Linked DNA regions of Mus musculus: regions 1, 2, 3, 4, 6 and 7 are each linked to region 5. The links are chromatin loops, found by intact Hi-C in ENCODE. Cell type or tissue: gastrocnemius. All regions are shown on one strand. Region 1 overlaps Ssr3 (signal sequence receptor, gamma). Region 2 overlaps Gm34576 (a long non-coding RNA gene). Region 3 holds the start of Mir8120 (microRNA 8120). Region 4 has its middle 7.5 kb from the start of Gm34576. Region 5 holds the start of Tiparp (TCDD-inducible poly(ADP-ribose) polymerase). Region 6 overlaps Gm34576 (a long non-coding RNA gene). Region 7 holds the start of Ssr3 (signal sequence receptor, gamma).

Evidence for each region. Peaks named below come from ENCODE experiments on the same cell type or tissue, not always from the same donor. Only the 100,000 strongest peaks of a DNase experiment are listed, where the experiment ranks them.
Region 1: it touches region 5 in a loop (6-fold over the local background); 21 of 42 quality-filtered maps call a loop at or near these places.
Region 2: it touches region 5 in a loop (2.7-fold over the local background); 11 of 42 quality-filtered maps call a loop at or near these places.
Region 3: it touches region 5 in a loop (6-fold over the local background); 27 of 42 quality-filtered maps call a loop at or near these places.
Region 4: a loop joins it to region 5, with 2.4 times the contacts of the local background. A loop is called at or near these places in 11 of 42 quality-filtered maps.
Region 6: a loop joins it to region 5, with 6 times the contacts of the local background. A loop is called at or near these places in 4 of 42 quality-filtered maps.
Region 7: a loop joins it to region 5, with 7 times the contacts of the local background. A loop is called at or near these places in 21 of 42 quality-filtered maps.

The regions. Positions count from the first base shown.
Region 1 is chr3:65,382,836-65,386,835 of GRCm38, forward strand. It overlaps Ssr3 (signal sequence receptor, gamma), which reads right to left. Exons shown (of 5, transcript NM_026155.3): 4 at 157-288. Among named protein-coding and RNA genes, the nearest start is that of Ssr3, 7.7 kb to the right of the region's middle. In gastrocnemius, no CTCF peak of the experiment used is centred here; no DNase peak of the experiment used is centred here; H3K27ac peaks cover 4,000 bases.
Region 2 is chr3:65,450,746-65,454,745 of GRCm38, forward strand. The region is part of intron 1 of Gm34576 (a long non-coding RNA gene); the gene reads left to right. Among named protein-coding and RNA genes, the nearest start is that of Gm34576, 3.3 kb to the left of the region's middle. In gastrocnemius, no CTCF peak of the experiment used is centred here; no DNase peak of the experiment used is centred here.
Region 3 is chr3:65,656,948-65,660,947 of GRCm38, forward strand. Mir8120 (microRNA 8120) reads left to right here and starts at 2,341; the gene lies at 2,341-2,479. It also overlaps a transcript of Lekr1 not described here. In gastrocnemius, a CTCF peak has its summit at 2,455; DNase peaks (open chromatin) are centred at 2,084 and 2,288; H3K4me3 peaks cover 1,809 bases; H3K27ac peaks cover 1,421 bases.
Region 4 is chr3:65,439,966-65,443,965 of GRCm38, forward strand. No RefSeq gene overlaps it. Among named protein-coding and RNA genes, the nearest start is that of Gm34576, 7.5 kb to the right of the region's middle. In gastrocnemius, no CTCF peak of the experiment used is centred here; a DNase peak (open chromatin) is centred at 1,880; H3K4me3 peaks cover 1,698 bases; H3K27ac peaks cover 3,532 bases.
Region 5 is chr3:65,525,510-65,529,509 of GRCm38, forward strand. Tiparp (TCDD-inducible poly(ADP-ribose) polymerase) reads left to right here and starts at 2,938. Exons shown (of 6, transcript NM_178892.5): 1 at 2,938-3,123. It overlaps 4931440P22Rik (RIKEN cDNA 4931440P22 gene), which reads right to left and starts at 3,905. Exons shown (of 2, transcript NR_027955.1): 1 at 3,728-3,905; 2 at 1,974-3,656. It also overlaps the pseudogene Gm22279. In gastrocnemius, CTCF peaks have their summits at 2,338, 2,539 and 3,783 (motif pointing right); DNase peaks (open chromatin) are centred at 2,436, 2,812, 3,270, 3,530 and 1 more place; H3K4me3 peaks cover 2,113 bases; H3K27ac peaks cover 2,115 bases.
Region 6 is chr3:65,469,634-65,473,633 of GRCm38, forward strand. The region is part of intron 2 of Gm34576 (a long non-coding RNA gene); the gene reads left to right. Among named protein-coding and RNA genes, the nearest start is that of Gm34576, 22 kb to the left of the region's middle. In gastrocnemius, no CTCF peak of the experiment used is centred here; a DNase peak (open chromatin) is centred at 2,348; H3K27ac peaks cover 602 bases.
Region 7 is chr3:65,390,184-65,394,183 of GRCm38, forward strand. Ssr3 (signal sequence receptor, gamma) reads right to left here and starts at 2,370. Exons shown (of 5, transcript NM_026155.3): 1 at 2,222-2,370; 2 at 1,142-1,268. The coding sequence starts at 2,354. It also overlaps the pseudogene Gm5540. In gastrocnemius, no CTCF peak of the experiment used is centred here; DNase peaks (open chromatin) are centred at 1,753 and 2,460; H3K4me3 peaks cover 2,495 bases; H3K27ac peaks cover 2,270 bases.

The DNA.
Region 1 (4,000 bases), 140 kb before region 5:
AGTCAAGCCAGAAACTCTTAAGCTCTAAGTCCACAGACACCTACATATAGTTAATGTTATTTAACTGAGTCTGGTAAGTTTCTGTTTCCACAAGCATACCAGATAGCTTAAAAACACAACAAACTACTGTTTATAGGAAAACTTTCTAAAGGATACACTGTGGGGTTGAAGTTCTTCAGTATAAAGAAGGAAGCAACAATAACCAGAACCAGGAACAGAGTGTTGTTATAGAAGATGGAGAATGTTGTAGCTTCATAATCAGCAACTTCATTCTTCTTCCACAGGATTCTAGAGATACAAGTCAAGTAAGTTTATAAACATGACCAAAACCTTGACATACCAAATGGTTCTCATTCACTAAAAAACAAACCTTTCTTTGTGTTCAAGGGTGAAAATGCATTTTCATTTATTAAATTTAGAGCAAATTATCTCCTTTTTTCTACTGAATTCTGTTTTTCTTATTGATGCTAAATTAACAGTTACTGGGTGTGTTACCATTTCTCCAAACAGCCAAGGCTTCAGTAGAGGGGACTGATACTAACTGCAACTGACATCATTTTGTAAGCTCCTAAAACAGGCATCTTTGTTTAAGAGTCCCAGAAAAGGGACTATCCAACCTGAGGCCTGTGGACCAGCTATATGTGTCCCAGGGCTGCTACAGATGTAGCCTATTTATGGATGATGTCATATCACGTACACATCAAAAGGTTGATGCCCTTAGTTAGAGCTGCACTTAAAACTTGGTCTCAATGGTTGATATGACATAGACTTCTTTGACTTTATCTTCTCTAGAGGCATAGCTTAAGCTCTTAGTTTTACACCCTAAAGAGATAATGCCAAGAATACAGTCACAAACTCACCAAATCTATCTTTAGTTGTCTTTACTGAATTTGAACAAGGAATCTATATAATCTTAAGGAAGATGTTTTTAACTTCCATAAAATTCTTACTTTTAAATCTGTTTTAAATGCTCCCATATGTATCTGCTTTTTATCCAAGAGGCCAAGATAATATTCTGAATGTTTGTGATTAAAGCAGATTTTATTCCACTTGGCTAATTAACTTTACAAAATCATTTTTTAAAGACTAATTATACCCCACTGGTAGGGTATGAAGTCAAATAAACTGATCTGGGTTAACTGACTGGGTTAAGACTTTTCTTCTTTAACAACAACAAAAAAAAAATGTTGAGAATCCACCACACAGATTACAGCAGCTACGTTTCCAGAAGCATTTGTATATATGTACAAATTATTATACTTGGCTGCTTCACTGTGGAGTCATCGTCAAAAAGATTAAAAGTCCCAACTCTAGATGCTTTGTCCTTCCAGGAAGATATTCTACTCTGAAGTCAGATGATACAGAGCCCTCCCACCCACTACCACAAGTAATTGACATTTCTACCTTAGCACATGCTTTAATCCAAATTCAAGAAGCTTGGCTACAGGAGCTAAAATAAAGATAGCATCACCAATCTTCACTATAAAATCTGTAGTCTCATATATACGCTCTATATCTTTGATCTTATAAATGGCACCTACTTAATGAATTTATTCTTCTTTGGGAAACAGGAAGAATGCCACATTAAAGTATAGCCAACAACATTCTGATTTCAAAGACTAAATGAATCTAAACTGTAGGAAAGACACTCTTACGCTGCTCCAAGGAAATCAGGCACAGTAAGCTGCACCTGAATGCTAAAAAATACTCAGAATCAACACAGCTATTTTTAACTCTGGCATAAGACCCAGTGAGCTATGGTATGCTTTTATTCTGCTGATTAAATCATCCCAGTGACATCTGAGCAGGTCTCCCTAACTCTCTTCGTGCCATGACCTGAAACAGAATCACCTCCAAAACAACTGGGATGGAAGTCTGACGATCCAATCCATGATGATACCCCAGCTCCCATGTTACATTAGGCTACATAAGCCAGAACCATCCAAATGTCTTTGAAGCATTTCTAGTCTACCACATACTGGTTATTGTGAAATAATTTAAAAAAAAAAACTCCAAATGTATTCATTACCAATGCCTCTACAAAAGCTTCACTAGTAGAAAATTTAGCTTAGGAGAGTATTTCCCAAGCAATCATTCTTCAGGGACAGCCAACTATGACAGGAGAAAAGAGTAGACTAAACAGAAATTGTTACAAGCAGATAATACTGTCAAAAGAGTTTCAGGAAACCAAGAAGAGTCCCACTTCGGAGCTTGAATCTCTAACTCGCCATTGCTTATTTCCGTCCCTGAGTGGCAAAATACAAACATGCCAAAACAGTTATCAATGGAGCTTGAAGACAAACTGTTGCATCTTTTCTTACATCAAATCTCTTGGAAGCAACATAGCCTCTGGAAACAACTTATCAAATCTTAATGAGTCTCTGATCTGTTATCCAGATTAATCATGAGTCTAGACCTGGGTAAAACTATCTTTGAAGAAAATACTAATAGCACTCATTTCTGTTGTTGGCAAGAGAAATTTTATAATATGCACTTTATACATCAACCTGACAACTTTGAAAAAGCTAAGTTAACAAATGACAGAGAGGTCTCACTCCCAGTTCTTGGACTGGGACTCCCAGTGCTTGGACTCACTTGTGATGACCACCTGAACACCACACTGAAAAAAATCCTGAGACATATCCCAGGAAGAAAAAACAATACACACAGCAGACTGGTGTAGTCTGAGACCTATTTGCCATTTCCAATATGACCATCTCCAAAATCTTAATTTATGTGTCAAGTACTCTGAAATTTAGGTAAAAATAATATGTACTCCAATTTAATATTGTCCTACACAATTCAACAAAGGCACTTTTAGGGTTAGATTCTCCAACTTTTATTCCTACTCAAAATTATGCAAAACCAGCTATGCAGCCAACCCTCATTACTGCTCCCTACAACAGGCCTTTTTTGCCATTTTAATATCGAGTCCTTATTTTTATAAAGTATTCAAAGAAGATAATCAGTTTGTTAATGTTCAGTTCCTTTCCAAACCACTGTAGAAGCATTGTTCATTAAGTTACTTGGTGTTCCTTAAATTAGGATCCACTTGATAAAGTCCTTCCAAGGGCCAGTGCCAGGAAGCCTTCCTTTCTGCAGGGCTTGCTTGCTGCTTTCCATCAGAGTAAAACCAGCATGACCTCACATGCTTCCTGAGCACTCTGACTCACAAGTAAGTACAGTGCTCAAACACTAGAGGTAATTCCACAGTCCTCATTTAAACAGCTTTCCTTGCTTTTAAATGCTGCTTGGTCTTATAAAATTCTATTACTTCATAAGGCTCACACAAAGTCTTCCTGGAGGAAATGCAGTGAAAGTCCCACAAAGCACAGTGCTAAAGCTTAAGATCCATGAAAGTAAACTATGCACCATGCTGCTATTAAACACCTGGTACACAGGGTGGCCTCAAACTCACAGATTTGCTTGCCTCGCACCAATTTATTTCATCAATTTGGGACTCAGGCAGTTCATACTATGTAGGGTTTTTTTGTTTTGTTTTGTTTTGTTTGGGGGGGGGGTGTCGAGGTGGGGGTGGGAGGGAGAAGAGAGTTAACAAACATACCACCACAACCTCAATCAACAAAGGACAATCCCAGTTCTTTCTTTCCCCCAGACAGTGTATCAAGTATTCATACATGCATGGATACCCCTGGGGAATTTCAATATCAAAACTACTAAAAATGTTAACATAATACCCTGTACCCTACAGATTTGGGTTAAACAACATACAAGCTCTGTTGCTTCCTAAATTCCAGTAAAACAGTTACTGGCATAAGCTTCCAACTTGGACAGTCTATTACCATGGATCTATGTATCAACAAACAAGTCACCAAGCCTTCTAATGCCTGTTTTCCTTGGGTGTAAAATGGAGATCACAACAGCACCTACTCTCTCAGTCTTTGTGCCTGTGATTATAATTATATCATCTGTCTCCCTTCCCTTTTTCTCTACACCCCCTCCCATGAATGCCCCTGGGCTCCCTTTCAAATTCACAGCC
Region 2 (4,000 bases), 75 kb before region 5:
TGCTCTGAGAACCCCACTGGCACCCACCGGCACAGGTGATCATGCCAGTCCTTCTGTTTTCACATTGCCAGACAGGAGTCTCTGCCATGTAGCTGCTTCCATTTGGAGCTAGAATATTTCCCCAAGGTCCATGTGTTAAAGACTTGGTCCCAGCTTGACATCATGGGGAGGTGATAGAAACTTTAAGAGGTAGGTTCTAATCATATGTCTTCAGTCAATCAGAAACCTTTATTCAAAGGTTCAGTGGGACCCTTTAGTCCCCACCCCAGGACACTCTCCCACTGTGAAAGGGGCAAGCAGTATTGTTCAGCCATACATTTCCACCAAAATATGCTGCCTCAACAGAGTCAAGTAGTGATCCTGAACTGAAACTTCTGAAACCCTGAGCCCAAATATTTTCTCTTAAATATACTTTCTCTTAAATAATTTTCTGTTAAAAAACCCACCCCAACTTGGGTGTTGGATAGGGCCTTGCTCTCACCCTTTGCTGGACAAATCTGAGTGCCTAGTGCTGCTGGCTGGAGCATGCTTCCTGGGCTTGGGATCAGACGATATTAAGCTAATGGCTAACAGCCTTTGGGATTCCGGACTTACTGTCTTTAGGCCTCAGGGGGCTTTTGGTCTTGGAGTTGTTGACTTGTTTCTCCTCCAGGCCTTTATGTGCCCCTTAAAAAAAAAAAAACAACTTGTTTAGACATGTATGTTCAAATGTGTGTGGGTACACATATATGTTCATAAACATGCAAAAAAGTTGATGACAGCTGTCTCCTCTACAGCTGCCGACCTTACATATTGAGGCAGGGTCTCTCCCCTGTAGCCAGGGATCACTATCTTGGCTAGTCTGGATAAGCAGCTGTCTCTGGGGATTCCTTGTCTCTACCTCCCTTGCATTGGCATTACAGACAGGCCAACTGGCTATTATGTAGGTCCTAGGGATCCAAACTCTCTTCATCATGCTTGCATGCTAAAACTTTCACTAATAGTGCCATCTCCCTAGGCCCTTTTATGAACTTCTCAACAAAGATCGGGTTCCTTAGAAACTTGGCATTCATCCCAAGAGAACTCTGATCTTTGAGATTAGACTTTCTTGATGTAATTTCTGTGCCGTTTTAATGAATAGTGTATATGGTGTGACTCTTGGACTTGGCTCTGTCTAGACTATAACCCGCGGCTCCCTGTTCTTTAATATTGATAGTGTAAAAGTCTAAAATATCCTCTGTTAGCTGGACGCACCACAGAGACTCCAAAAGCCTCACTGGAGATTCTGTGCCCTTACCAGAGATGGAACTGTCATCTGGACAAAGACTCCTATCTGCCTTGATCCCTTATCCACTGAATCTGCTACATGTTACATGATCCTCAGCCTAACAGGATTTTATATCCCTACAAACCCATAAAATTATTTAAACAAGCCAGTTACATCAGGAGCCAGGGTCACCCAGCCCTTAGTTACTGGGAAAGCTGGAGGTGGTACATTGTGGCTAGGTGGTCACTGAGCAGAAATTGCCTATCTCTCCTGCAGACCTGTACCTTCCTTGAGTGGACACAAGATAAAGGTTAGGACAGCTTAGTGCTGATGAGTCAGAATAGGTTAGTCCTTCATAATTTCTGTTTTTCAAAGGCCTATCAGATGATCCTGGGCCAGAAGGCTGACGACTGATGCTCCAATTTCCTGTCTCACTTGGGGCTGTATAAGTAGGCAGCTGTCTCTACAATTTGTCTCAGTTCTGGAAGCTGTGTTAGGCTTCCTATATCTTCAGATAATGTTGGTCATTCTCAGATTTCTGATGGGGTTGGAAGACTACTTATAGTCTCATAGCCAACCCAAGCTATTTACATCGAGAGAACAGATTTGAGAGGATGGTTTTCAGATGGCTTACAATCTAAAGCCAGGACATAAGTAAGGTGTAGAATTATTAGTCTTTTAATTTAGGGCAGATGACAGTATTCTATTTTATCAACAAAAAATGTTGGACTGAGTGTTAGGTCTATCTTGTACTTTATAAATTACAAAATGGTAATAGTTGTGCTCGATTTATATCTGAGGTAAAAGAGTCTTTTAAGTGAACAGAAAGGGGGAAGTTTTGTGCATGGCCCTGGTGCTGCCTGTATTTTGATGTTAATTCTGCTTGCCCAGAGGGCCTGTTTGGAACAAGGAATGAATGAGTCATATACTCAGGTGACTCCTGGTGAACCATCCCCTAATGATAATCAATCACTGGGTGAGTAGGCAGGACTTCCAGGTTGGACAAGAGAGGAAGCAGGAGAGAATTAGGGACTTTTTGGACAGGGATAGTGTAAGGACAAGATGTAGCTGCTAATGTCTCCTGGTTTCAATGGTGGATGCGCCAGGATTTAGATTTTATAGGGCTTACATTGAGTTACCATTGTTTCTGAACTAAGTCTGTGTGGCATTTCCCTTCACAAGGCGGTTTGACTGGGTTCAAGAGACAAAGGTACAGCGGCAAAGCGGGTTTGCCTAATGTGCACCACAAAGGCCATGGAGGTTTTGTAGCATGGGGCTGGCATGGTAGAGACCTGCCAATGGGAACTTAGCGAGCTGGGTGGAGAGATTTTGGAGCTCTGAGTCAGAAAGTCTCCATGAGATAAGAACTGGCTGGTGAGACTGCCGGGACGGAGAATAGCAGGGTGTAGTACGGGAATATGCCATTCTTTTTAATATTTCCCTCAAGAAAATCTTGCTTCTCATAGCACATGCTGGCTTGCTCTATTCTGGAGTGCAGCTTCCCTGTGATCCAATGTGAGTGGGGTAGGGGGGAAGTACCCCTCCCAAAACTATATATACAACCAATAAACCACCGTCAACCTCAACTGTCCAGTCCTATGTTCAGCCACCTCACACTGTGTAAAGCAGGCAGGTGCCTCTTTCAACAAAAGTTTGTGCAGTAGGCAACCAGAACGGCATCCTACACACAGCTGACACTCAAACTGCCTTCATTATCTCACTTCATCCTATGAAATTTCTAATGAGGTAGAAAAGTGGAAATGACCAAATCTCTTCTGCACATGATTATAGATCTGTTTTCCTTACAAATAATCCTTCAGAATCAACCATATCAACAGTTTCTACTTGCTCTCCCCTCAATGTGTGTGTGTGTGTGTGTGTGTGTGTGTGTGTGTTCGTTCATGCATGTGTGGAGCCAGAGGTCAGTCTCAGGTGTTACTCTTCAGTAGTTGCCCTGTCCACCATATTTTTAAGGCAGAGTGTCTTTCTAGAACCTAAAACCAATTAAGGTAGCCTGTCTGGCCAGCAAGCTCTAGGGTTCAAGCTATCTCCATTTCCCCTGCACTACAATTCCATGCCAACACCACCATTTGCTTTGGGTTCTTAGAATTTGAACTCAGGTCCACATGCTTGTGTAACAAATATTACTGACTGAGCTATTTTCCCATCCCCTATTGTTCTAATTCTTTCGAGCAATATTTCCTTCTGATCACCATACTACACAGCAATAAAAGCAAACAAAATGACTTTAAACCAAATATGTGGGATTAGATTTTTCTAAACATACTTTATTTAGGGTTCTTGGACACATTAACTTCTTTTCTAGCCTACCAACCAGAGGTTAGGGTAGAAAGATGGTTAATACGACAGTGAGGTTATGGACCTGTTTAGAAGTAGTTCTTTGGGGCAATTCTAATCTTCATTGTCAGGATATCAGAAGTCCAGTCCAATAGCAAACACCAAACTGTAGCAGCAGCCGGATCCAGCAGAAACCACAAGGCTCAGCCAAATCTGCATGAGTCATTGGGAGTGGCAAGAATCAGCTGGAATACCACGAGAAGTTCTTTAGCACATTTCTCTCTACAAAGTGAAGACCAGAGAAGCTTCGCATGGCATCACCATGCAAGAGCATCCTTTCGCTGTCTGTGGGGTTCTACTCACACTCTTCCCAAACATCAAGCGACCTCTAAAGCGTCTGCTTCAGCCAAACATCCTCTCACACAACAGCTTCCAGAAAAACCATCACATGGCACA
Region 3 (4,000 bases), 130 kb after region 5:
TTTGTTCCAGAGGACAAATCACTCTGCTGCAAGCCTCGAGGTGCCTTTGTTCACATTATCAAGAGAGACTTCCCTTGTCGGGAGGATGCAAAAGCACACGTCTCTGTCAGACTGGAGATCAGTTCCTATTCGCCTCCTCTCCAGGTGTCAGCATGCAATCCGTAATGTGAACAACAGTGTAGGATCCTGGCCTTAAAGTGACGACAGAGGACATTAAGAAAAATTAGGGTAGCTATGAAGAGAAGAAAGACAGATAGTATCATATGCTTTTTGTTTTGTATTTTAGATTTGACTTTGAACCCAAAGCTCCCCACCCACAGTGCAAGTGTTCCACTACTGAGTCAAATCCTTGCCCTGCTTTATAATTTTCTAAATGGAAGAGATTGGCTACAGTATCTGCTTTCTGATTCCAGTCAAAATTGGCTAACTGCATTGTCTGACGCTTCCGCTCCATTTCAGAAAGCTCCTCTCTGTTGACTGTCCTTTTCTTCTCAAAGGTCCTCTACTGAGAGCTTCAAAAGGAGACAAGATTTTTACATTTACACAAAGATGTGTGCAAGGCATTAGTATTCCTTCCGTGCTTTGCATTTCAATAGAGACCATTTACACATTGAGCAATCGGTTTTGTCTGCAAGACGCCCAACTTTAACAATCCCTCACACAGTCAGTCTCAATGGATTTAATACATTTCTAATCCTAGATACCCGGGCATGAAGCAGCAGAAAAGTATATCAGGAAGGTCTCTTTCCTTTAAGATTCTATGAATCAAAAGACTGATCAAAAACTTGACTGTAAGTCAAATATTTGATGTAATGATATATTCAGCTTCTTATTCCATAAGTCAGTGCTTGATAAACCCTATCAAATAAAATTGACATCACAGTTTTAAACATTATACTTTTTTAGTTTTTTTGAACAGTTTGTAATAATTGAATATATGCCCTCTTTCTATAAACATCTCAAAGCACCTGTGGTAGGTAAAAGTTGCCGCCGCCCTGGAATGCTGGGAGTCTAATTTACACTTTACCAGAGAGGCATGATTCACTTACTGCAGAGCTGCAATCATCAGAGGGTATCCCATACACATTCATTCATTCATTCATTCATCCAAGATTTTATTTTGATGCTGTGTGCTAGGCACTTAGGTTCGTCTTTACTGAAGTCGCATCACGTGAACTCGCATCACGTGAACGTCACATCTGCAGAAGAGTCTTTCGAAATTCCAGGTTGCGATTTTTCATGGTGTTTAATCCTACTTCATAACTGACTGACCTACCAGTGAACTGCTAGTATACTAAGAAGATGCCTGAAGTACAAAACTGCCAGATACACTACTTAGTCTATGTGTAGATGGTAGTCACATGTCTATAACATAAGGCATTCTTGACGTTTTCCTGGCGTAAATGCTAGCGTTTTAAAATGCTTAATTAGAAGTTTCCGCCACGTATTGTTGAGCCTGCTCAAGATGTTCAAGACCGTGAAAAGCTGAATGTAATGGCCTTGTTAGTTAGAAGCTGGAATTTTTTTCCAGTTCATTGTTCTTTTAAGTAATCCGTTTGTACCCATACGCTTAGCTGAATTCATAATTATTTCCTTTGCTAAACCAGGACTCCAGACTTGAGTGCATAAATTAAATTTCACGCACACATCCGAAGGACTGCTTAGCGAAATAGTATAAACAAATTAAAGGCCCCCTTTAATGATCTTTGATTTCCATGATAGTAGTCTTTGAAGTTACCTACTCGGCACAGTGGTTTTTTCAGTGTGACTAGAAAGCTGCCTAATAGAATCCCGCTTGCTAACTCTGCAGGTTGCGCTTTGTGTGGCTTTCTTCCCCCCACTGCCTCACCACTCCCTTGGAATAGTTCTGACGCCTCAGAAGGCCGGAGCCTGGAAGGGGCAGGACCACCCCAGCTCCTGCCACCCGAATCCCGTGGGGCAGCCGTGGCCACCCGGGCAGAGTCTGCGCCGGGTCGGGTGGTGGCTGCGTGACTGGCTGCACTCCCCACCCCGACGCTGTGGTTATGCAAACTGATCTCATCGCTGTTGCTCACGACACGCGCTTCCCGTCGCCTGCACGCGGCGTAACCAGATGCACGCCCCTGGGTCTCAGAGCAGCGAGCCAGAGCTGCAGATAAACCCGGCCAGGTCGCCACGACCTCCCTCGATTCCCTTTGTCATTCCTCAAGTTACCTCCATCCCGCCCCAAAGGTCACAAGGACAGAAACTTCCCCGCCCGATCCTGGTGCTCAGAGATCCTCAGCCCCTCCCCCTGCCCCCTGCACTCGCACAGCTGCCACCCTGTCCCATGTCTACAGGAGCTCCTCCGGGTTTCGGGATCCGTCCTCCCTGCCTGTTCTGTCCTTGTCGCCGACTTGCGTGTGCCTTGCAACTTCCGAGCCGGAAACTTCCTGGCCGGCTAAGGAGCAGGGCACCCCCTCCGGCTAGAGAAGGCGTCCGGAATAGGATTCCTCCGCGGATTACGCGGCGCCATCGGCACGCAAGGCCAGCCTGGGCGGCCAGGAAGCCCCGGGAGCGCACGCGAGCGGCGGCGGGAGGCCCGGGCTTGCGTGACCCGCCGGCTCCCAGCAGCACGCACTTCGTGCTGGGGGCACAGGTGCTGCAGGGCGGAGCCGCCGTCCACTTTACAACCCGGGGACCGCAGTCACGATAGGTTTGTGGGTGGGGCAGCCAGTTCACCGTGTCTTGGTGTTATCGGAACACCGGTAACCTGGGCAGTAAAACCTGCTCAGACAGATGCATTAATCCAGTCGGGAGCCGGAGCTGCTCTGTCAATAGCAATAAGCCGCAGAAACTTTCTAAGGAATGGGTTAGGCCCAGAGGCACAGTTCACAAGTCCCGAGATGTGCTGACAAAGGAAGCAGAACAAGGCAGAGGCGTTGGGATGCAAGTGTTGCTCATTGGAACAAAACTTCATTTCAGAAAACAGTCGTGATCCTTTGGTCTCATCCTTCCCAGAAGCACTCCCCCCCCCCCCCCCCCCCGTGCGCCCATTGCCATAACTGGAGAACTCTTCATTGTGATGACTCAAAAGCTCAAAGGAAATTAAGGGAACACACAGGTTTTAAGAGTGCTGAATCTAAGTAAACTCTTAGGCAAAATTATGTGACCAAAAAGTGTTTTTCATGCAGCTATTTATGGAGATTTGAAGATTTCAGAAGGAAAACATTGACACCCAGTTTAACACAAAACCACTCCATTAAACTGGAAACGTGGAAAACCTCACACCAATCTCCTTTCTGTAACTTTGACTTTGGTGAACTTGTCCCTTTATTCCCCTAGGGTAGCATTAGGGGCCTATGGTGCCCAGTCCCTCATCTCCCATCCCCTCCACACACGCGCATTACTAAGGAAGCAGGGTTCTCCTGGGCTGGCATTAAGTGAACGTAGTTAATGTTTGCCTTCTCCTGCGCACAACTGACCCCTTCCCTGGATTCTGATTCTCCTCTAGCTATGTAATTAGAAGTGTCCGTGTGTCCGGTCTTGCCTTTCCTGGTCCCAAACACTTGGTCAAGAGTTTGACCAAGTTGGCTGAAGTTGAACCAGTTGTGTCACCCAACTCCTTGCCTTAGTGATGAGGTTAAAAGGCCAGCATGTGACTCAAAGTGTGTCAAGGAAAGTTACTAAGTTACCTAGGTTGGCCTTGAACTTGTGATCCTCCCAACTCAGCCTACTTGTCCTGCAACAACCCTTCTATCAGCTGTACAATCTTGTGGTTTGAACAAGTTTATTTCACATTTTAGTATTTCTAGTTTCCTTTCTCTTGTACTTACTGTTTCAATGAGGCTCATGTAGCCCAGGCTGGCTTCTAATTTGCTGTGATTTGGACTTCCGATCTTTCTGCCTGGACAGGGATGACTCAAATGACAGACTTGTTATACTATGCCAGCTTTATGTGCTGTTGACGATCACTCAATCCCAGGGCTTTTGAATGACAGACAGGAACTTAGCTACATGCCCAGACGGTAGTATTTCCAGC
Region 4 (4,000 bases), 86 kb before region 5:
CTGTCTCAAAAAAACCAAAAAAACCAACCAACCAACCAAACAAACAAAAAAACAACAAAAAAAATGATGATTCAAAATATGTATCAAGTAAATAAGGATGCAGATGGAACATAGATATGGGGAAATATTATATTCATAGTACAAAATCATTCAAGTTTTGTCTTACTATTTAAAGATGTTGTAAAATATAAAAAGCAGTAAGCAGAAAGTATATGTTATAGACTTATAAAGCAGTGTTGTCTCCACAGTGACAAGGTGGGGTGAAGAACCAGGGATACTGTAATTCAGTATGCAGCACATCTAGGGCGGCTTTGAGACCCTGTATTTCAAAGAAGCATGTATGGAATGCTGACACTGCTGAGCCCAAGCCACAGTTGTAGTATCAGCGTTTAAATCATAAATGTAGTTTAAAGTAATAGTATACTATTAACTTAGTAGTATAAGGTGATAGTAATACTAGATACTAGCTTTTGAGTTCTCTTCTGAGTTCTAGAAGGGTACTTTTCCAGTGGTTATTTATTATCTCTGTCTTTCTGACTGTCTCTCTCTCTCTCTCTCTCTCTCTCTTTCTGTATGTATGTCTGTGTGTCTGCATGTCTGTCTGTCTATGTCCCTGGAGGCTACAAGAGGGTGTCAGATCCCTTCGAGCTGGAGTTACAGGCAGTTGTAAGCCACCAACTTGGATGCTGGGAATCAAACTCTTGGTCCTCTCCAAGGGTAGCAAGTGCTCAGAGCCCACTGAGCCATTTTCCAGTCCCTCTTCCAGGTAGACATTAAATTTATTGCTAGTCACAGAAATTTTGAGAAAAAGAATTCCATTTTAATAAAATCAAAATGACTAATAGTTCGGCTTTTCATCACAATCCTCCAGCCTCTCCATACACTAAGACAGAGCCGAAGTGGGATGATCTGGCCTTTCATTCCCATTATTACTTTATTATTATTTTTTTTAATAAAAGCAAAGCAGTCACGCCAGAGGCCCTGAAAGATGGCCTTTGCGTGGGCCAGTGCAGGTTCTCAGCATGTGCTCTGTTCCCATGTCCTGTCTGTGACCTCATTGTGAGACAGAAAATAATCTGGTCCAGGGATCAAAGCCTGAAATGTATTCTCATTTCCCCACATTCAAAACAAAGCAACTCCGGGCAAAGGATGAATTTCTATCCCATGGTTCTGATGAATAAAAAAAAATACAAAACTCAAACCCAATCTGGCACAACAATATATTCTTAAAGTAGATACCAATGATCAGTGACTTAAAAATAAACATTCATGCGTGTTTCTGTACATAAACTCATAGTCATATGTATACAGATGTTAGCATTTATAACAGATTCAAGCTGCCTATAAGGGAATTAAAATGCAATTAAAATGCAAATACTACTAGTTCACTTCCACATGTGCGCTAACTACTTCACCTTTATATGGTCCTTGTTTTTGTAAAAATTTCAAAGTTTCTAGTTAATCATAAAGCCAAAACAAACAAACAAAAAACAAAACCAACAAAATAAATAAAGAAGATTAGGAATCTTCTGTTGCCAGTCACAGGGTAACAGGCTCCTTCACCTGGTTGAACTGCAGATTTCAAAAATACCTAGCAGTTTAGGGTTCCATCTGCCTGCTCAGTTGGATCTGTTTTGTTTTGCTTAATCGGGGAAATGCCCATATAATCTGCGTATCTGGCATCCCTTGAAAAATCAGGCCTGGCAACACTGGGCACAGATTCCTGCTTGAGCTGCAGTTTCTAGCCCCTGAGGACAGCCATCCCTGCCGACTTCCCCAGCAGGCTTCACTCAGCCTGTCTGGCCCTGGGGGCTAGAGTTTAGAATCGCTCATTTATAAGTAGGGTTTGTGAACAGCCAACATTCACTGTCCTCATTACCATCCCGGGGAAAATCTGGCCAAGTAACTACACTGGAACACTGAGAAGCAGTTTCCTCTCAGCAAAGTGAAAGCAGCTGGCTCACCCAGCTTGGCTCGTTGGGTTTGTGGGAGCTGGGTGTACCCTCATTTAAAGACTTCACATGCCTCAGATGTGCAAGCGACAAATCCGCTGTGTCCACTCCACTTCCCAAACTCTGCAGCTGGTCTTTAGTTGGTAGACTCTTGGCTCAGTCCCTGGGAGACTCATTTCAAGTGCTTAGAGAGGCACCCGTGGTGGTCCAGTTTGCTAGGCCAGTCTTCTGTCCAGGTTGCTAGTGGTTAGAGCCGAAGATCCCCTGAGCCAAAGGGTCGAAAGAATGAATAAGGCACATGGCAAAGAGAGATGTTATCTGGAGAATCAAGTTATGTCTTATAAAATAACAGAGTATTTCTCATTTTAGAGGTGAGGAACAGCCCAGCCCTCTGAGCTTTTATTTATGCAATAAATATTTATTAGACACCAACTTTGTGTTACTCATTGTGATGAACTGGAAACGCAGTAATGACTAGGCTTGGCCCCTGCCCTGGAGAAGTTCATAGGGGAGGGAATTAATCTGCATACTTATAATTCCACAGCAATGTGGGAAGTGACTGGCACCAGCTTAGCGGTGGGCGGAGTTAGAGATCAGTGCTTCAGAACTGGCTAGAAGACTCTACAATATTCCCACCTGATTCCATTCTCTGTCTTGAAACTTACAAAAACAGATTTTTAAAAAAATGTTCTATCACCCACCCCACCCCCCAAACTACCCACACCAAGAAGAGGTACCAAGGCGAGTGGGAGCCCACAGGGAATCCCCAGAGCTTGTGATATCAGGGTTGGGTGGGCACACCCATCCTGGGCTCTGTTGGATGCAAAGGGGCCACTGCTACTCAGCTAGAAACTAGAATTGTTTTAAACATTCATTTTTAAAGTTAGAATTCAAAAACAGTTTAAAAACCCAATATGGATACATTTAAAATAAACTCTCACTGGGAAGTTAAGTTCCTTAGTCTTTGAACTTCACCAGAAGTCTCCCTAAACCTCCTACGCTTTGGGAAATTGAATACATTGTAAACTTGAACACATTCTTAAAAAAGAATCCTCTTAAAGACATAAGTGACTGAGAAACAGTTTGTCTCTCCCGAATCTAATTCTTATGATTCTGATTCACCGCAGGTACTCTGACTTTAAGTCGCCACCGGTCCCTGGCACTTGTCATTTACTTCCAGGCTGGTTTTGCTGCCGTGCCCGGCCGGGTGACTTATCTTTCACTGTCTGCAAAGATTTCCTTCTCTGTTACTCACAGGTGTCCTGTTTGCCCTGCCCAGATTGAGCCAACCACATGAAAGGTTTTGTTTTGATTTTCCATCTCTCTGCCCTCCACACTGCTTCCTTTTTATCCAGCTGCAGCTGAAGAGAAACACATGAGCCGAGAATGGACAGCCTCCCTGGCTTTGGCTTTGAGGGGTTTCTTTCTTTCTTTCTTTCTTTTTTTTTTTTTTTTAGTTTGTTGTTGTTGTTCTGAGAAAATATTTTCATTCTTTAATTATTTTACTGCAACTGCTCCTCTCATTAGGATCCAATTTATGCACAATACGTCGAATTAATTTTAATTACCAGCCATGGACTCTTAACTTCCCTTAGCAACATTGCAGAAGGGACTTCAGCTTCTTCTGTAATGTCTTCTATCCTCTGCTTCTAAATGGTATACGCTACAAAGCCAAGGATGCAAACTGGTGCCTCTAACACAATATCCATATTTTAAGTGTTCTAATATGTTGAAATGCTTTAGGTAAAACTTACTTTCGTTTCTCTAGTCTCTTCCTTGTAACCATTAAAAAAAAAAAAGTGGCATCACCAACTCTGACTCTCCTCTGGAAATGCATTGTCCCTCAGGAACATAAGGAATGTTTCATGCTGGAGTTTTAAGCTGAAGCCTTAATAATTAGTAATGCCTAAACGTGATCTAATTTTATGAGCATGAGGAAAGTGATCATTTATAGTGCCCAAGACAATGCTAGCAGCTGGCATTTCTTAATTGCTTGTTATATGACAGTGTTGCTCAGGTCACTCTGCATCTTCCAGCTAATTTAACTA
Region 5 (4,000 bases):
ATATTTCTAATAAAGGAGAAAAGTACAATAGGAACTTTACAGCCCAATTCACCCTTCTTCTCATTCAAGGAATACAATCTTACCCTTTCTAGGATAGCCCAGAATGCCTGTCAGTTATGATAGGGGCTCAGCCTGCAGGCTCTAAGGGCCCTCATGATGTTACTGGTCCTTCTGATCAAGTGTGTGAGTCTGTGCTCACATCAGCAGCATGTATACTAAGAAAAGATTAGCATGGACCCTGTGCAAGAATGACATAACAATTCACAGAGCATTCTATAATTTTAAACTTTCATATTCCAAATTTAAAAGTCCTTAATTTTATATGTATGGTATTTCCTACATGTCGGTACTTATGTTTGTGCCTAATACCCATGGAGGTCAGAAGAGGGCATCAGATTCCCTGGAAATCGTTGTTAGCTGCCATGTGGCTGTTGAGAACTGCACATAGGTCCTCTCGGACACAGCATCCAGTGCTCTTAAGTACTGACTGAGCCATCTCTCCAACCCTCCCACCTCCAACTTTTTTTTTTTAAGAGTATGAGTTTCAGGGTTCTAGAAACCAATATTTAAACTAGCTCTGGAATTACATTTAATTATCAGCTCTTAATTGAATTAGGATAAGTTACCCTTAAGTGATCTATAGCCTTTTATATAAAATACCTTCCCCCAGCTGGGCGTGGTGGCACACGCCTTTAATCTCAGCACTCGGGAGGCAGAGGCAGGTGGATTTCTGAGTTCGAGGCCAGCCTTGTCTACAGAGTGAGTTCCAGGACAGCCAGGGCTATAAAGAGAAACCCTGTCTCGAAAAACTAAAAAAAAAAAAAAAAAAAAAAAACAAAAAACCCTTCTCACTTAGATGCTCAACTTGGTCATGTGACTTGCTTGGGTCAGTGACATATTAGTAATCAATTATACTGCTTGCTTATTGAGCCTTGTTTTTTTGGAATGCCCCCATTTTGTAATCCAGATTATCATTTTATGAGGAAGCCCATATCAGCCAGGTAGAGAAGCCACACACAAGAAAACAGACCAACAAGCCTTCTTTTTTTTCCAAGACAGGGTTTCTCTGTGTAGCCCTGGCTGTCCTGGGACTCACTCTGTAGACCAGGCTGGCCTGGAACTCAGAAATCCTCCTGCCTCTGCCTCCCAAGGGCTGGGATTAAAGGCGTGCACCACCACCACCTGGCTTCTCCAGCATTCTTAGATTCCATCTTTGCATTTTCTACATCATTGTCAGCTCATTTGTGCTGAGACACTAGCTTCGACCTTGTGTCCTAAGAGATTTCAGTTAGACTAGGCAGGCCCAGCCTTCAAGCTGTACAGATGAGCTACTGGCACTCTGTCCTGGTGGAATTCCTGAGCAAAGAGCCCGGGATCATGAACAAATCAGTTATGGTTTTAAATAGCTATATTTGGGGGTGATTTGTACATAGCAGTAACTGAAACAGTACTGAAAGTATAAAGAATGTATAAAAAAATTGTTGGAAGAGAATGGAATTTTAAAAGTAGCACGAAAGCAAATTGAACAAACAAAATAGATGAGAGAAAAAAATACGTAGTAAAATGATAGATTTAACCCCAAATATAGTATGTTCAACCGGAGACATGAGGGCTGCATGTGTGTGTCCCAGGATTAAGTTTGGATGCAACCCAACATAAAACCATAAATTTACTTAAAACATTGTTTTTGCAAATATTTTTGGTAATCATTAAGTTAGTAGGTAAAGTTGGGACAGTTTTAAAACGTTGGAAATACTGCAATCTTATTATAGTTTTTTAAAAATAGTTTAATTTTGCTTATATACTAGTCTTTGAATTCTGTCCCAACCTTTCCACTTTAGTCTGAGGGCCTTTACTTGATGCAATTTGAAACAACACTGCTGGGTGATCATTAATCTGGGTTAGCAGTGCCATAAAACTTGGGAACCACAGCCTCTGCTTAGCCTGTTTTTCCAGGATCCCCTTTTTTTTTTTTTTGAATAAGTACGATCTTTTAATTTTTTTTCTTAAATTCGGATTATACAAATTTAATGTTTATTTCCAACTAAAAAAACAACAACAACAAAAAGCTATTGAATACATGAAGTTACAATCCAGATGCCAGTTTCATGTATATTTTTGAGGTTAACTCTCGGTTCCCTAAGTCTCTATGAGTGCAGGGCGTGGGGTCTGGGTGATGAAGGTCGTAGTTCTAAACCTAGTACACGCTCGGCGCGGAAGAGGCGCTCTGACTTGTTAAATGAATTAGTCACTACGTGATCCGTGGGCTGCAAAACACGCGCATAGGCATCTCTATTGTCAAAACCCTAACATTGGCTTCCCCTAGCGGAGGCTGTCCGGGAACAGGCGGCGGGGCGGGCTCAGCCTTCCCGCCCGTACGGCGCGGGGCCGGCGACCCCGTCTGGAGGCAGCGGCGGAGGCGGCCACTCGCTTCCCCCTCGGGATCTGGAGGCGTCTTGAAAGGAGGCAGATAAACAAAGGCAACCGCACCGAAACCGGCCGTTCCGTCTCACAGCCTCTCTCACATCGCGTGCCCGGGTGTCCGCGGAACACGGTGACCCTGCATCTGTCCGCAGGCAGGTGGAGTCCGCCCCACGCGGCGCGCGCCTCCTCTCCTCGCAGGCTCACGGGGGGTGGGAGGTAGCCTCCCCGGCCTCGCGAACCGTCAGAGCCTCGGGGACCCTCGGCCGCTCGCGAGCGGACACTCCCCTCCCTCCTCCTCCTCCTCCCCGGAGCGCCGAGCCGCCGCGCGCCCCTCCGTCCGGAGCACGCGCACGGGAGGCGGGGCCCCAGCTTCCCGGCACTCACTGATCGCCCGGCCCCCTCACCCCACCCCACCCCCTCTCGGCCCCGAAGCTCCTCCCTCCCCGAAGACGAGCCGGCCCGGGGGAGGAGACCGGAAGCCACTTAAAGCAGAGCTGGAGCTGACAGGCGAGCGAGCTGGAGCCTCGAGAGCAGTTGCGGCTTTCAGCGCTCAGGTCCGCGGAATGGCCCGCGCGCCGCTCGCCGCGTCGGCCGCCCACGACCCCTAGACACCGGCCCTCGTCCTCGGCTCGGACCGCTGGCGCAGAGGCGGCCCTCCACGCCGCGCCTGGGCTGCGTTCGAAGGGCGGCTTGCCTGAGGTAAAAGGGGCTGGGGGGTGGGCAGCGAGCGGCGGAGGGACCCCCAGCGGGATGGCGGGCGCCAGCCTCGCCGCCCCGAGTCCCCGTCGGGACAGCGGCGGATCCCTAGACTGCCCGGGAGAGCTGAATGCGCTCGCGTCCGTCGGTGGCGGGGTGGGATCGGGTTCAGCGCCGGGAGCTGGGCAGGTGGATAGATGGACTGGCGCCGCAGGGCTTGCGGGGCCGCCCGCGACTCCTCTCGGGGGGTTGCAGCCGGGGCAGCCCCTGCGGGAGGGCTCGGCGCTGCGGGAGCGTTCCGGCCGGCGCGCGTTCCGGGCTGCAGCCCAGAAGTTTGCAGGCTGTGTTCGAGTTAACTTTGAGTGCCGCACCGGTTCCCCTTCCTTTTCCCCGCCACCCGGAGTGTCCGCTGCGGCTCGGCCCTGCAAGCTCCGGGACTCGCCAGCCGGTCCTCGGGAAGGAGGCAGGGCCGGGGTGGGGGGGAATTCATTGTGGACTCGCCTTGAGTGGCTTCGGGGAGGCGGGGAGGTCGGGTCCTGAGGAAGGTGGGCCGGGAGTGAGGGGGCGCCCGGGTCCCTGAGGACAAGGTGAGGGCGGGGATGCTCACCCTCTCGGCGAAGTGCGGAGCCCGGTGGAACGGGCGCGGCGGGAGGTCGTGGCTGCGCGGAGCGCGGCCGGCAGGAGGCGTCGCTCGGACCCGGGCGTCTCACTCCTTGGCTGTTTGGAGCCGGCGGTTTCCATGGAAGGTGTGACCAGCTCGTGGTGCCAGACGACCGGGGCGTCACGAGGTGAAGGGTGGCGCGATTGGGTTGCCCGCTGCGGGCGACCGGAGGAAACGACCTTCCAATCTTTTTATTTTTCTGTTATGCAAACTAATTGA
Region 6 (4,000 bases), 56 kb before region 5:
GTCCTCTGCTACAGCTTCTGCCTCCAGGCTCCTGCCTTGGGTTCCTAATCTGACTTTCCTCAGTGATGAATTATAAACTGTAAGCTAAAATAAACTATTCCCTCCCCAAGTTGCTTTTGGTTGTGATGTTTTTATCACAGCAACAGAAAGGCCCTTTAAAAACAAACCATAAGGCAGTCTGTCCCTGTGAGCAAAGGTGGCTTTTGAAAGCATCTACTTAGCAGCTAACAGTGACAATGGGGAGGGGTTGGGGGAGGGGTTGGGGGAGGGGGGGGAAGACAGTTTAATTATACAACATGTTAGAAGGTCAGTGCCTGGAGAGAACAGAAGGAAGAACAAGTTTTGGTCTTATAGAAAACGCCCGTGGCAGGCTCCACTAAGACAGTGAGATTATGTTACAGATCTTGGAGTTCTTCCATGACTAGATGTCCAAATGATACCAGGAAAACTGGGGTTCCCCCTCTTAGGCTTCTTAATCTCATTGATAAAAGAATGTAAGAATGAACTCAAGCAGACGCCCAAGGTCAATTTTATTAGTACTAAAAGAAAAACTCCCAAGGGAGGCAAGCTGTAAACCTTGTAAACTCCTTAAGAGGAAGAGAGTGGAGAACAGAAGGGAAAAGGAGAAAGAATGGAAAAGAGAAGGGGGGAAGCTATGCTACCGGAGTTACCAACATGGAAGCTTGTCTCCTGGCAACAGGCAGCCATATGGTGGAGACGGGGACTTTAGAAAAACAGGAAGGAAGCCTAAAGTGTCAAGAAAAGTACTTGGGTTTTGACCAACATTCAAACAACAACAACAACAATCAAGAAACAGGAAAGTTGCACTCAAAAAGGTGGACAGACCCACCAAAGCTCACAGCAAGTCATGGTGGTCGATAGGATCTATGTGAGGGCAGGAATTCATTAAGGGAAGAAAAGGTATAATATCTCTTTTTTCTTTTCTTTTTCCCCCCCCCCCCCCCCCCCCCCGTTGGTTTTTCGAGACAGGATTTCTCTGTATAGCCCTGGCTGTCCTGGAACTCACTCTGTAGACCAGACTGGCCTCGAACACAGAAATCTGCCTGTCTCTTAGTATTTCATCAGAAGATTAATTATAATTAATTTCTTTTGCATGACTTAAGGTGAGCCTCCCTCCCTAGGGGTGGCCCCTTGGCCTGTTAATTTACCTGTCCCAACTGGAGTGCTAGGTTTCCACCCAGGTCAGAGAGATTCTATTCTCTATAACAACAGAAATTTTTCCTTAATGGGCCTTTAATGTAACCTTATCAATACCAATGATAGTGATATGAAGTGGCTGGCTCCTGCATGTCTTGAAGGTCAAGTCAGTGGATTAAATTTTGGGTTGTGGAGACATGAGGAGCATTTAAATGGACAGTCAGTATAAGAGCAACTACAAAGTGAGCCAAGAAAAGGAGAAGCCCAGGTCCTTACAGCATACCAATTCTTCAAAGTGAGCTTTGAAACCCTGGTTTTAGACTGAATACAAGTAAAGTTGTGTTGGGATCTAATTCATTCAAAATTTAGTTATGATGTGATTGTATGAACAGTTAATTAAGGTGAGTGAAACTAATGTGTGTATAAGATTAATCTACTCTTTGCAATGTTTATGGAAAAGATACACTACATTAGGGGACTGGAGTGATATTTGAGTGTTTAAAGGCCCAGACTACTCTTCCATAGGACCTGAGCTCCATTCCCAGCACCTATGTCAGGAAGTTCACAATAGTGTATATCTATTCCAAAGGGCATCTGCTATCTCTTCCTTCTGGGACAGCAGCATTGAATGCACATACCCTGCCCCCTATACATACCTATACATATACATATCCTATGCATACACTCATATACATGATAAAATAAATCTTTATTTTATTTTCTGTCTTTTAAGATAGTGTTTCTCTGGCTGTCCTGGAACTCACTTTGTAGACCAGGCTGGTCTCATTCTCAGAAGATCTGCCTGTCTCGGCCTTCCAAGTGCTGGGACTAAAGGCGTGTACCACCGTGCACAGTTTAAAACTTTAGAAAAAAAAAAAGATACATTTCATTAGGTTAAAGATTTACGGTCTAGTACTAGAGTTATTCTGGTGACAGGAGTGTGAACAACTCATTTAAGCCTGTTACCCTTAACTTTTTCACCGATAAGTTAGAACAAATGCCTCTTTTCTTTCTGCATATATATTGTTTTCAATTGAGTCTGTAATTGGCACTAGTTTTGTTTGTCATGGTATTAAGATAATTTCAAGCAGAAATAACTTGAAAAATATTTTTTATTCTTCTCCCTCATACACATCTCAATCTGTAAGGGAAGGACACAGTGCCAACCCGAGGCTCCAGCTGGCAAGAAATCGGAACATGATGCCCCGTCGTCGTCATCCGTTACAGGCTTCCTCTGGAGATTATCCAGTGCACTTCCTAAAGTTCACTGAGAGGTGCTTCACAGACCTGTGACTGGGGATCTCCTGCAGGCATTTCATCTGACTTATTTATTTATTTATTTATTTATTTATTTATTTATTTATTTATTTTTGGTTTTTCGAGACAGGGTTTCTCTGTGCAGTCCTGGCTGTCCTGGAACTCACTCTGTAGACCAGGCTGGCCTTGAACTCAGAAATCCGCCTGCCTCTGCCTCCTGAGTGCTGGGATTAAAGGTGTGAGCCACCACGCCTGGCTTTTATTTTTTTTTTAATCAGCAAAGAAGTCCAGAAAGAGGCAGCTTTCACCTGTGTGGGGTCATGGACCCTGCTGAGAAACTGATGTACAATCTGCTCCATGGGGTCAAAAGGAAAGAGTCATGGCTGCCAAATGAGAAAAGGAGCCCTCACCCTTTAGGTTTTGCTGTTAATGAAAAGGGATGGAAGCCTGTGCCCCATGTCTTTATGCTCAATGTTCTTCATTACACATGTTGCTTTGGTTCATTTTTCCTTTCTTGTTTCTTGTTTTCTAGAGTTAGGGAGGCTCTGTTTTGTTCTTAACCGTATTGTGCGTCATAATTCATATGCTGTAAAATTCAACCATTTAAAACACACAATCCCGTGTTTTTTAAGTATTCAGAGTGGTGTCTCGATCATTAATTCCAGAACTTTTTTCTTCTTTGCACTTTGATAAGACCGTGTACTTACTACAGTCATTTCACTTTCTCTTACCCTTACTTCAATTCTACTTTCTGTCTCAATGGATTTTTATATTTTGGGCAGTTAATATAAATTGAATCATATATCATTCCATTGTTTGTGACTGAGCTTTTTCAACTTAGCATAATGTGTTCAAGGTTTCCTCATATTGTGGCATGAATATGCATGCCATTTCATGGTACTGAGTGTTTTATTCATCATTTGATATACAGTCTTACTTTTGGGCTACTGTGAGTAATTCTGCTTTACGAATGATTGTACAAATTTCTGTGTGAACATTTGTGTGTTCTTGTTTCTCTTGGTATGTATACATTAGGAGACCTGCTGGGTCTTGAAATCACTCCACCTTTTTGAGGAACAGCCAAACAAGTTTTCCAATGGTCACATCATAATATATCTCTAACAGGGATGTGTGCAGGTTCCAGGTTTTCTATCACTTTTCAACATCTGTTATTATCCTTATTTATTATTACAGTCAGCCTACTCTCTTAGTTACTGTTCTGTTGCTAAGGTAAAACTTACAGAAAAAAGGGTTTACCCGGTTCCAGGGGGATAAGATCTATCATTATCATGACAGGGAAGCAACAAACATGGCGGCAGGAACAGCCAAAATATCACATCTTCAACCTCAGACAGGAGATAGAGAACTCAAAAGGGTACAAGTCTTTTGAAACCCCAAAGTCCACCCTCAGTGACACAGGAGCTCTGAGCCTAGAGAGGCAGAGATCTCAGGTCTTGCTTTAGTACTTTAGTAACCAGACCTAGCAACTTTATTGAAAATAGTTTTTCTTCTCACATATTATATTTTGATTAGTTTCAGCTCTCTGCATTCCCTCTCATCCAGATCTATAACCTTTCTGTCTCTC
Region 7 (4,000 bases), 140 kb before region 5:
CTGCTATATCAATCTAAACAAAACTAGTTTCTAGTCAAGTGTGGATACTGTGAGAAATTTTAAAACAGTAAATAGATGACAAATTTAAGATCGGAATACCTACTGCCTTTAAAAAATTACTTTAGAAGCTCAAGAGAAGGCTCAATAGTTAAGAGTACACATTGCTCTTGCAGAAGAGCTGAGTTCAGTTCCCAGCACCTCTATCAGGTGGCTCAGAACTATGTGCAATTCCAGTTCCAGAAATCTATCACTATCTTCTGGCCCCTCAGGCAAGAGACACACCAAACCACAGACACAAACACACAAGCGCAGTTCAAAAGTAAAAGAGTTAATTATTTTTAAAAAAAATAATAATACTTCAAAGAAAAACCTAAAAGGCCCTATTGAACAAATAAGGGAATAGCCTGCTACACCCTCCTGTTTTATTTTTAGGAAAGCAGAGTACACAAGTGCTTAAAACATAAAAATTTACTGAGGTAAAACTTAGGTTTTCCAGGCTGGAGATATGGCTTAGTGGTTAAAGAACACTAACTGCTCTTCTAGAGGTCCTGAGTTCCATTCCCAGCCACCAAATGGTGGCTCATAGAATATATGTAATGGGATCCAATGCTATCTTCTAGTGTGTCTGAAAACAGCTATAGTATACTCATATAAAAATTTTTTAAAAAGAAAGAACTTTGTGTAAAAAAAAAAAAAAACTTGGGTTTTCTTCTCCTAAAGCTAGTAAAATAATTCGTCTTATACGTGATCTTGAAATTCAAGAAATAGGGTTGTCTTCTACAGTGAATAGACTTACAAGATTAAAAAAAAAAAAAAAAAAAGTAACTGGCATTGAAAATGTCAGAGAATTTTTAATTTTTTGCTTCCAAAATTAGTAAATGGGCAGCCTAAAATAATTTCTAGAAAGAAATCCACTGAGTTTCGGAAACATTCATTGATTTAATAGACTTGTTTTTCTGACCAAACCATCAATTGAAGACTGGGAATGAATATTCAAACTCCACCCTCAAAACCTATTTCCACAGAAGTGTCATATGGTTCACGATTAACTACATACACATTTCAAACTAATGCTTATAAATCATGTTTAAGACCCCCTAACATAAAATATGCAGACTGGGGTTGGGTTTAGGGTACTTACTTGTGCTTCAGAACAAATTTTACATTCTTGTACGCGAAGGCTACTAAGTAAGTGCTTACTAAGGTCATCACACTGTAGAGCACAGCAGACTGGATGAGATCCATATGCCATATTCTCCAATACAACCCTGAGATAAGACAAAAGCAAGGGACACACAACATCACTGCCCCATTGCACATGCCAGACTACAGCTAAGCCAGGTAAATGAGAGTCAGTAAATCCCACCCAGTATCCGAAAAACTTCACTAGAGGTGAGATAGACAATAAACTGGGTTTGTCCCAGTTCAGGGCTTTCCCAGTACAGAAAGGTAGGCTGTGGGGATATTGCTAGTCTAGAAATTTCATCTTCTAACTTGAGAACAAACTGGGAGTGGGGATTACAAATAATAACAATTTCACTCATGGAATACTAGGAAGTTAAAACACGGGCCATTTTAAATCAACCGCTGTCCCAAAACTTTGGTTAACTTGCTGACGTGGCTGCTCACTGAAATCCAAACAATGCTTTGTCGGGCCAGTGAACCCAGGGGGCTCCACACCACATTCACTGCAAGCTGAGCTTTTTACAAGGCCAAAATAACAAAGAACTTTTTTTGGACATGATTGGCCTGCAGCACTGCGGCAGTGCGGGTCAGGAGACAGGAAACTCGGAAAACCTGGACTTGGAGACAGTTTTGGCCTTCAAGTGGGCAGTTTCTCATTCAATCGAGAAGGCTCGAGCTGCTCTCTAGGAGTTATTGAAATCCTAAACAAGGCTGATCGCGGACCTCGGGCAAGGCCTAACTTGGCATTCTGCACGTCCAAAGGATGCTCGGGAGTAAGGGGAGGTTTGCCACGGGTCACGCTGCTAATTCAGTGAAGGTTTATCAGTGGCTCCCCCGCCCGGTTCATTAAAGACATCCTAGTGTCCAACAGTGGTGAGGAGAAGGGCAGTGTACCAAAAAGAGATTCCGGGCCAGAACCCGCGCCCGGCTCAGAAGCACGCCGCGAGTGACTTCCCGAGGACGCTGCTCCGGACACTAGGCCTCCCCGCCGCGCCCGCCACGTCCCCGCCGCCACCGCCGCCCGCCCGAAGCTCACAGATGGGGATGGCAGACACGATGAACGCGTTCCCGAAGAACAGCGCCGACGATTTGGCCGACAGGTTGCGGCTGAAATCCTGAAGGAGCAGGTCCTCCTCGGACTGCTGCTTGGAGCCGCCTTTGGGAGCCATGGCCGAGCTGAAGACTGGAGGCCGGGAGCAGGGAGGCAGGGAAGGTTCAGAAGGCCGCGTATCCGCCCGCGACCCGTCAGCGCAACGCGGAGGCGGGACTCCGCAGGGTACGCTGCTTCGGGATTGGCCATCTTGCCGTCGTTTCACAAGCGTCGAGGTACGATTGGGCATGCGAACAAGACTTCCGCATCCTTCAGGGTACGTGGCGCCTCAATGCCACAAAGAATGAAGGGATTTGTAGTTTAGTGTGTAGTTTAGAGCTGCTCTCTAACTCGCCTGCCTCAGTCTCCAGAGACAGGCTTGGATAATCGAAATGAGCAACCATACAAGCAGTACTGTTTTAACTAACTAACCAGCTAGCTAACGAACTAACTAACGTTATTGGTATTTCATTCCACATGTGCACTTTATATTTCTTTTTAAATTTATTACATTGATTGAACAATTGGCTCATTGGTTGATTGATGATTAGTTGATTGATTGATTGGTTGGAGGGCCGTGCCACAACGTTGTCAGAACACAACTTGAGGAAGTTAGTTGTCTACTTTTACTTTCTGGGTCCCAGAGATTGAACCAAATTGTCACGTTTGTGTCTTTACCCTCTGAGCCATCTGCATGGTTTAATTTATTATTATTATTATTATTATTATTATTATTATTATTATTACTATTACATCATTTTAATCAACAAAGCCTCTTAGCCTCTAAAAGACTCTCTCATTACAGTCTTTAGAATTGGAAAATAAAAAAACTCTTGTGGAGTTTTACTCCTGGCCCAGACCCGCGGCGGAAGCGAGCCATGGCTGTCTATCACGGGATGCTGCGCTTCGGGAGGCTGTGTATCGCGAGCCTGGGGGCGCGGGGCCCCCGGACGCTGCTCACTCGCCCTCGGCCGAACTCGAAGTTGCAGAGTGTCCGCGCTCTCAGTTCTGGAATGGTGAACTGCACCAACCCCTTGCCCATTGGAGGCCTCAGCTACATTCAGGGCCACACCGACTCCCATCTTGTGAACACAACTGTGGGCGAGTGCCTTGACGCCACAGCGCAGAGGTTCCCCGACAGAGAGGCTTTGGTTATCCTCCATGAAAACATCAGGCTGAACTTTGCGCAGCTCAAGGAGGAGGTGGACAAAGCTGCTTCTGGTCTTCTGAGCATTGGCCTCCGCAAGGGTGACCGGCTGGGCATGCAGGGACCCAACTCCTATGCCTGGGTACTTATTCAGCTGGCTACTGCCCAGGCAGGCATCATCCTGGTGTCTGTGAACCCAGCCTACCAGTCCTCAGAACTGGAATATGTCCTCAGAAAGGTAGGCTGCAAAGGTATTGTGTTTCCCAAACAATTCAAGACCCAGCAGTACTACGACATCCTGAAGCAGGTCTGTCCTGAGCTGGAAAAGGCTCAGCCAGGGGCCTTGAAGAGTGAGAGACTCCCAGACCTGACTACAGTCATCTCCGTGGATGCCCCTCTGCCGGGGACCCTGCTCCTGGATAACATCGTGGCAGCCGGTGGCAAGGAACAGAACCTAGCCCAGCTGCGGTACAACCAGCGGTTCTTGTCCTGCTACGACCCCATCAACATCCAGTTCACCTCGGGGACAACTGGAAACCCCAAGGGGGCCACTCTTTCCCACCACAACATCGTAAACA